Regions from separate parts of the Homo sapiens genome. Here region 1 is linked to region 2. The links are chromatin contacts, found by Hi-C or POLR2A ChIA-PET in ENCODE. All regions are on one chromosome and are shown on one strand. The core of a region is the stretch at or near the end of the contact, and the rest is flanking DNA. Distances in the headings are between cores, read along the strand shown.

Evidence for each region. Hi-C counts contacts between places; a loop is a spot of excess contacts on that map. ChIA-PET counts read pairs that join two places held with the same protein, here RNA polymerase II (POLR2A). Pooled maps may share reads with other maps.
Region 1: a pooled map shows a loop between it and region 2 (2.1-fold over the local background). The contact joins the promoter of UBA52 here to the enhancer-like site in region 2. A Hi-C loop is called at or near these places in 1 of 168 maps with a recorded cell type or tissue (IMR-90) and 3 of 50 pooled maps. POLR2A ChIA-PET finds 5 or more read pairs at or near these places in 4 of 52 experiments (A673, AG04450, GM12878 and 1 more).

What each region holds. Positions count from the first base shown.
Region 1 is chr19:18,569,134-18,573,273 of GRCh38, forward strand. It overlaps UBA52 (ubiquitin A-52 residue ribosomal protein fusion product 1), which reads left to right and starts at 2,724. Exons shown (of 5, transcript NM_001033930.3): 1 at 2,724-2,776. KXD1 (KxDL motif containing 1) reads left to right here. Exons shown (of 5, transcript NM_024069.4): 5 at 1-245. RefSeq lists enhancers at 2,058-2,734, 2,105-2,224, 2,435-2,774, 3,413-4,089.
Region 2 is chr19:18,761,237-18,765,826 of GRCh38, forward strand. It overlaps CRTC1 (CREB regulated transcription coactivator 1), which reads left to right. Exons shown (of 14, transcript NM_015321.3): 9 at 4,168-4,292. Among named protein-coding and RNA genes, the nearest start is that of COMP, 28 kb to the right of the region's middle. Within about 2 kb of position 3,038, at least 11 of the 41 ENCODE cell types and tissues checked have a DNase peak (open chromatin) inside an H3K27ac peak, as active enhancers do.

The DNA.
Region 1 (4,140 bases), core at 1,474-3,973, 190 kb before region 2:
TTTCTGAGATAGGTAGAAGTCTTGAGACGGAGGCTGGCCATCCATTCAGCCCTGAGCGTGCTGAGTTCTGTGTTTCTCTGAATAGAGGTGTGGAACCTGAGGGGCCAGCAGGCCTCTCTGAAGGCCTCCATGGAGCAAACGGAGCCACCTCGGGAAAGAGTTTAATGGAATATTTTTGTACCCGATGTTTACAGATGCTGTTGGGAAGTTATCAATAAAAAGACACCATTACTAAAAAGGGAAAAGTACACCTAGCTGTGGCTTCTTCAGTCCTTAAGCCAAGCAACCCAAAAGGAGGGCAAGTGCTGGATGTGGGGCTGGGGGCCCTGCTGGAGGGAGGTGCAGACAATCAGGCACTACAGGGCTAGAAAGAGATGTGGCCCTTTTTTGGAACCCCCCCTGGTGGGAGCTATAACAACCCAAGTTCCCGTCACCAGCTAGGTCTTCCCTCACGCTGCTGTCACTGCTCACAATACTAGTGTTCCCATCCTCATTTCATAATTCCTTCTCCAGATCTCAGCCTTCCTCCAGATAGGGGAGCCACACTAGATCCATTCCCCATCAGACACACTCCCAGGGTTACCTCATCTTCTGAGTACTTAGAAATTATGTTGTTATGACCGGGCTTGGTGGCTCATGCCTGTAATCCCAGCACTTTGGGAGGCCGAGGTGGGTGGATCACCTGAGGTCAGGAGTTCGAGACCAGCCTGGCCAACATGGTGAAACCCCATCTCTACCAAAAATATAAAAATTAGCTGGGTGTGGTGGTGTACACCTGTAATCCCAGCTACTTGGGAGGCTGAGGCAGAATTGCTTGAATCCAGGAGGCAGAGGTTGCAGTGAGCCAAGATCGCACCACTGCACTCTAGCCTGGGCAAAAAGACCAAAACTGTTGTCTCAAAAAAGAAAAGGAAATTAGGTTCTTAAAGGCATCTTCCCAGACGTGAGAGTGTCTGCTTTTGCCTGGTATAGTAGTGCCTGCAAATGTTCAAGGAAATAAACAGGTACCCCTGTTAAGCCTATAGGTAACTTCTCATTGCTCCCCATCTTCTCTGTACTCAGCACTTTTTTTTTTTGTTTTGTTTTTGAGACAGCACCTCTCTGTTGCCCAGGCTGGAGTGCAGTGGCTGAATCATGGGTCACTGCAATCTCAAACCTATGGGTTCAGGCAATCCTCCTGCCTCCGAAGTAGCTGGGACTGCAGGTGCGCACCACCACACCTGGATAGTTCAAAATAAAACTTTTTTTTGTAGAGACAGGGTCTCACTATGTCTTCCAGGCTGGTCGTGAATTCCTGACCTCAAGTAATCCTCCCTCTTTGACCTTCCAAAGTGCTGGGATTACAAGTGTGAACCACTGCACCCGCCGTGGCACTTTTTTTTTTTTTTTTTTTTTTTGAGATGGAGTCTCACTCTGTCACCCAGGCTGGGTGCAGTGGCGTGAACTCAGCTCACTGCAACCTCCACCTCCCGGATTCAAGCGATTCTCCTGCCTCAGCCTCCTGAGTAGCTGGGATTACAGGCACCCGCCACCACACCTGAAAAATTTTTGTAATTTTTTTTTTCTTTTTTGAGACGGAGTTTTGCTCTTGTTGCCCAGGCTGTAGTGCAATGGCACTCTCTCGGCTAATTGCAACCTCTGCCTCCCGGGTTCAAGCGATTCTCCTGCCTCAGCCTCCTGAGTAGCTGGGATTACAGGCATGCGCCACCACGCCCAGCTAATTTTGTATTTTTAGTAGAGATGCGGTTTCTCCATGTTGGTCAGGCTCGTCTCGAACTCCCGACCTCAGGTGATCCGCACATCTCGGCCTCCCAAAGTGCAGGCGTGAGTCACCGGACCCAGGTCCCGCCCTGGCACTTTTTAACCACCCACAAATCTGGATCCTACACTGAAAAGAGACACTGCAGTGGCTCACGTCTGTAATCCCAGCACTTTGGGAGGCCAAGGCGGGCGGATCACCTGAGGTCGCGAGTTTGAGACCAGCCTGACCAACATGGAGAAACCCCGTCTCTACTAAAAATACAAAAGTGGCCAGGCATGGTGTCGCACACTTGTAATCGCAGCTACTCGGGAGGCTGAGGCAGGAGAATTGCTTGAACCCAGGAGGCGGAGGTTGCGGTGAGCCGAGATCGCGCCATTGCACTACAGCCTGGGCAACGAGAGCGAAACTCCGTCTCAAAAAAAAAAAAAAAAAAAATCCTGAGTCCCGCTTGACACCTTTTGTCAGGCACCACCACCTTTCTGGGCGAATGCGGTAGTACCGTCTGCTCTCCCTGCTGCTGTCCTGAAATCCATTCAGGCACAGCGGCCGAGAGCTTTATAATAACCGATTCCAGGTGTTAGGTGCTTTCCCAGCCCCGACTCCTGCGTCCTGGACCCGCAGTCCTCTGCTTAATACCTTTGCTTTATTAGAAAACATTCTCCTCTACTCCGTTCAGCTATTCGCTGAGGGCCCGCCAACCGCCAGCGGTTGTCAGTGGCCTAGAGGCAGCGGACGCAAACACGGGGAGAGGTGCAATCGTCTCAAGTGACTCGGCGGGCGGGGCCCACAACCGGAAGCGGGTGGGCGACCTTCACCCACGTGCGCTGCGGCTTCGTTCGCCAGCATCCAAGATGGCGGCAGGGCGGGGCCCAAGGCGCGGCGCGAATTGTGACGCAGGCGTCCGGCGTGCTCCGTGCGCAAGCGCTTTCGGCGGCGATTAGGTGGTTTCCGGTTCCGCTATCTTCTTTTTCTTCAGCGAGGCGGCCGAGCTGGTTGGTGGCGGCGGTCGTGCGGGTTCGCGCCGGGCCGAGAGCGGGTTGGGGGCTGCGGGAGGCTGCAGGGGCCTGGGCGGCAGAAGAGGCGGCCCTGAGCTGGCTCATGCGGGCCAGTCTCGGCAGGGTGGCTGGGCAGGGCTCGCGAGGCCACGGCTCGGAGCCCAGACCGGGGCCCAGGAGGCGAGCGCCGTTTTGGAGAGGAGCCTGCCTGCTCTGCCTGCCAGCGTGACCCCACGAGGCCTCGGGCGGGAAGAGGTCCTCGGGGCAGATCCGAGTTAATGAGAGAGGGGTATTGAGCGTGTAGCGTTAACTCTGCCAGTCACTGCGTCAGTCGCTTTGGAAATACTAAATTTCTCGAGCTGAGTCTTCATACCTGGCTCCATTACTACGTCTGTAAGGAGGAGCTGGTGGTAGTGTCTGCTTTTTAGACTTTTCTTTAGACTATTTGTATTTTTTTCAGATGGAGTCTTGCTCTGTCGCCTAAGCTGGAGTTCAGTGGTGCGGTCTCGGCTCACTGCAATCTCCACCTCCCGGGCTCGAGCGATTCTTCTGCCTCAGCCTCCCGAGTAGCTGGGATTATAGGCGCCTGCCACCACGCCCAGTTGATTTTTGTAGTTTTAGTAGAGACGGAGTTTCACCATGTTAGCCAGGCTCATCTTGAACTCTTGACCTCAAATGATCCGTCTGCCTCGGCCTTCCAAAGTGCTGGGATTACAGGCATGAGCCCCTGCGCCCGGTCGATTCTTTGTCTTTTTAAGTCAACTTTTATATGTGAACAATGCTTGGCAGGTGGTTGGTAGATACTAAGTGATGTTCGTGGTTTGGGGTCAAGGCAAGAAGTGGGGTCTGGAGAGTTTTGGTGTAATTGAGAAGGAAGCTAAGAGTGTTGGGTGCTCCAGCTTGGAGTTAGAGAGGAGAGAGGCTGCGACAGGAAGGCATGTGTGTTGTAGGGGATGGCTTCCCATCCAGGCTGGCAGCAGGAGCAGCCTGTGCAGATCAGGACCTGGCTGCCGTGGAAGAGGGTGGGACCGCCTTCAGGGAAGATGGATCTAGCAAGATGATGCCAAAGGGTACTTATTCCATCAGGAGATACTGACGAGTCCTTCCGCCGCTAAACCTAAGGAGAATAACCACAGTCTGTGTTCCTGAAGAGCACCCGTGCGGTCAGGAGGGTGGAGGACATGTGGTCTTTAGTTCCAGGACATGTTTAGACTACAGGCCAGGGTGTGTGAGAAGCCTAGCAGGGCCAGGCTTGGAGGAGTGAAAGGAAGACAGGTACTGGGGCAGGACCAGTTGGACTTGGTGCAGGCAAAGGGATAGCAACTGTGGTGTAGGCACCTGAGCTTGTGCTACTCAGGCATGCATTGCTCACCAGTCTATCCT
Region 2 (4,590 bases), core at 1,788-4,287:
GCCCACGTTGCTGCTCCGTCCTTAGCTGTTGCCTGCGTCCCCATTGGCTGTGCAGTGTGTGACCTGCATCCCGGGGGTGGCAGGCACCTGGCTTCCAAGGAGGAGAAATGGCGTGGCCCCAACTAGTCCTGGGGGGTGGGACAGGCTGGAGGGGCTGTGGGGGATGCACTGGGGGTGGGGGTGACAGACGCCACCTTGCTGTGCTCTGTCTTGCCCCAGAGCTGGAGAATGAACCGGCCCCGGCCCACTCCACCAGCCCATCCTGCCTCTGCCCCAGGCTTGGAAGGCAGCACCAGGCAGGGCTTTCTATGAGATAGTCACATGCTTACATTTGTAACTGGCGGAGTCCCCCTGGCTGCCCTGGAAGAAGGAGCTTTTGGGAGGGGCGGCCACTGGAGCAGGACAGCACCCCAATTGGGGGCTCTGCCTGGAGACTCCAGGGTGAAATTGGCCAGCCTGGGAGCTGGGTTGATGCAGGGAGTGAAGGAGAGGGAGGAGCCTGGAGGCGTTCCTGGCTTTGGTGCCAGCAGGGCCAGGGGCAGGCAAGGGGCGTGGAGGGTGGCGTGAATGTTCCTGGGTTTTTTGGAGGAGGGCATGGGGACTAGAATAGTGAAGAGGGAACAGGGCCCCAGCCCGAGCGCATTGAGGCTGCATTCTGACTCCCACACCTGGGCCCTGGGCCCTGGGCCCGCGGGGCTCTGCCACTGGACAGAGGGCACCAGAGAAGGCCCAGAAAACACAGCCGATTCGGAGGAGCCCTCTTCATTGTCTCCAGATAGACAGGGCCAGGCAGGCGGCATCCACACGCACCTGCGCAGAACCAGAAAGCTGAAGGTCAGCGCTGGGGCTGCAGGTACCCCTGCCCCGCATAGAAGCCACCATCTCCCAGCCCCTGCTTTTCCCCTCACATCTCTTCACGGCCACCAGAGCACATGGCCCCCTTCCCGCTGGAGGGTCCTTGGCAGGTCCCCAGCGCCCGCCCGGGAGCTGCGCACCTCCAGCAGGCACCCAGTCTAAACAAGCACAAGGAAACACACAACATACGTGGAAGCTGGAGCCGGCGCTGGCCAGAGCGGCCCGGTAATGCCTGACATGTGTTGGGTTGTTTGTGAACCTGCCGCCCAAGCAGCTCGCCTGGCAGGGGCTTTGCTTTCTGGACGCCTTTTAAATCAAGCCGAGCTGCCGGCCCCTGGCACACACGAAGGTGGCCCCCTCCCTCCTCGCAAGCCCACCCGCCAGTCAGAACGTGAGCTCCCTCAGGAAGGAAGACAGAGGCCTTCGCGGCCGAGGAGACAGTACCCCGCTTGGCTCCATCTACATTTCCCATATCCCTGGCTGCTTTCCAGAGTGCAGGAGGAGGGCAGGCCCTGGCTCCTCCTTCCTGGCCCAGCTTTGAGGCCGGGCGGGCCCTGACACCTGGCCCGCCCTCCCCTGGCAGCTCTCCCTGCCCGCTCCAGACTTCCCCTCCAGCTGGCTCTGTGCCTGTTCCCAAAGGTGAGCCAGGTTGCCAAAAGGAATTCAACAGCAAGGCTCCCGTCCGCCCTCCTGGGCCAACTGGCCTCTCCAGGGGTGGCCGAGAGCTCACTTTGCAGCCAGTGGAAGATTAAAAACTCCCTTGTATTCAGGGCAGACATTAGAGACTGGCAGCCCAAGGGCCAAATCCAGCCCATGGTATGTTTCGTGTGGGCCCACAGTTGTGCATCTGTAATACAGCCACACGCCACATCTTGACGTTTCTGACAACAGCAAACCACATAATCGGCAGTGGCCCCATCAGAGTATAATGCTGTGTCTTACTGCTCCTTTTCTAGGCTTAGACACACAAGTCCTTACCATTGTGCTACAGTTGCCTACTGTTTTTAATTTTTTTTTTCTTTTTTTTGAGACAAAGTCTCACTCTGTCACCCAGGCTGGAGTGCAGTGGTGTGATCTCGGCTCACTGCAACCTTCGCCTCCCAGTCCCAAGCGATTCTCCTACGTCAACCTCCCGAGTAGCTGGGAGTACAGGCGCCCACCACCACGCCTGGCTAATTTTTGTATTTTTAGTAGATACGGGGTTTCACCACATTGGCCAGGCCAATCTCAAACTCCTGCCCTCAGGTGATCCGCCTGCCTCAGCCTCCCAAAGTGCTGGGATTACAGGCGTGAGCCACTGTGCCTGGCCGACGGTATTCAGGACGGTCACCCTGTACAGGTTTGTAGCCTGGGAACAAGGGCCCTACCGTCTGGCCGAGGTGTGCAGAGGCTCTGCCATCCAGGTTTGTGTAAGTTGCCCTGTGATCCTCATGCACAGCCATGAAATCGCCGGACAACGCGTTTTTTCAGAAGTCACCCCCATTGTTAAGTGATGCTTGACTGTACTTAGAATCAACATTGAAAAACCAGGGGAATGCCCGTAGAACACCAGATTTCTGGCTGCTCTTGAAGAATCAGACAGCCCAGTGGCCATGGCCGATGTCTTGCACCTCGAGACGGGCCACAGTGCTCTGGTTTGCCTCAGGCCCCACCCGCCCCTGTCGTCCCACATCCATACCCTCACACGCTCCTGACGTTTGCCCCTACTTTGTACCGAGCCCGACCTCTGCTTCTGACCTGGGCACTGAGCATCTCTCGGCCTGCTGGACGCACGAAGTGGCGGACACTCAGGAGAAGATGAGGGAGTGGCCCAGGGTCGTGACTCTGAGTGTGCTCTGAGCAGGCTTCCCCCACATCCTCCCGTCCAGGCCTCTGTTGATGCCTCCCTGGACGCCAGGGCCTGCAAAGGGCGCTTGCTGCCTGGGGAGCAGTCAACAGCACCAGGCTTCCTCCCACAGTGCGCAGCCAAGCAGAGCTGCCAGGGCATCCGAGGGGAAGTGCAGGCGTGACCGAGCTCGCCCCGGTGAGCAGCTGCCCTGGGCACGGACAAGGCTGTCATCTCCCCTCGGCGCTTGTCGGGTGTGTTCCCATGGGCCCACGCACCCGCCGTCTCATCTGCCGGAACAAGGTTAATCTGGTGCCCAGATCTCCTGGGGTGAGTCAGGCGGCTTCACCCCCGCCTTGACTGCAGGCCAGATGCTCTTCAGAGACTGCTCCTGACCTCACCAGGGCCTCACTTTGAACCGGAGAGGGCGGCTGTTATCGTCGCCATCTCACCAACCAGGGAACCAAGTCTCCAGAGTGGATGGGGGTCAGGCCAGGCTCGCAGGGGTCCTCCTGCCATCGAGGGGCCTGTTGCCTGCCTGGCATGGTGCCCACAATAACCCAGCCAGCCCCAGCTACTGCCATGTTGAACTTGACCTCACCCAGCTTCATCACTGCAGCAGAATCCAAGGATTGGGTTGCTCAGTGCAAGGGCCTTCGGGGCCGGGGTGAGGGAAGGGGTGATGAGGCGGCTCCTGGCAGGACCTCCAGCAGGAATGATGTGTCAGACCCCAGGGCAGAGAGGGGGAAGGATGTTAAGGAGTGACATTCTTTAGTTCAGACAGCCTGATGGGTGGCACTGCAGCTTGGGGAATGCACCAGGTCTGGGGAGGAGGAAGTGGCTGTGGGACATAGGGGATAGCAGGTGCTCAGGTCTGGGGGCCAAGAGAAGCAGCTGCAGGAATGGGCACATTCACTGAAGGAGGGCAAGATCCACGAGGTGGTGGGCAAAACCACAGCATTGGGCAGGGCCTGCTGGCTTGAAGCTAACCACAACCCAAGCCATTTTCAGCCAAAAAAAACCATTTATTGTCTCCTGAAAGTGGGAAGCAGGCTCAGATGCTGCCTCTCCCCTGCAGCCCTTCAGCTGGCTCCTCACCTCGCCACAGGATGCCCCACACACGGCTTCAGACAGCCCTTCCTGGAATTCCATCCAAAGCCCCTGGGAAGGCTCTCATTGGGCCAGCCTGGTTACATGCCCATCTGGGGGCCAATCTTATGCTCCAGAGATGGGGATGTGCTGGTTGGCTGGCTGTGAGACACCCCCTTCCTGGAAGGAAGGAGAACAGACTCTGCAGGACTGTGGGACCCTCGGGTCAGGAATCAGGGCCTTCGGGGGGTGCCCAGGTTTGGCAGTTGGGACATGTCCATGGGCTTCTGTCTGAGCAGTTGAGCTATTCCCATGCAGTGTGACTGTGGGTGTGTAAGCAGCCCTTTCTCAGTGATCAGTCTCACACCTGCTCTCCCTCCCTCCTACTTCCTCTCTAGGAATGAGCACACCTGGCTCCTCTCCACAGCACCGCCCAGCTGGCGTCAGCCCCCTGTCCCTGAGCACAGAGGCAAGGCGTCAGCAGGCATCGCCCACCCTGTCCCCGCTGTCACCCATCACTCAGGTGCGAGGGCAAGGTGGGGGGCAGGTGGGAGGGGGAAAGGGAAAGGTGGAGGCCTGGCTCTACCTCTTAGAAGGCCTCCTGTTCCTTCCAGGAGGCCACAAAACCTTGAGAATGCTCCCAACACTTTTAGTTTTTATTATCAAATTTTCAAGCCGGGTGCCGTAGCTCATGCCTGTAATCCCAGCACTTTGGGAGGCTGAGGCGGGTGGATCAGTTGAGGTCAGGAGTTCGAGACCAGCCTGGCCAACATGGTGAAACCTCGTCTCTACAAAAAATACAAAAATTAGCTGGGCATGGT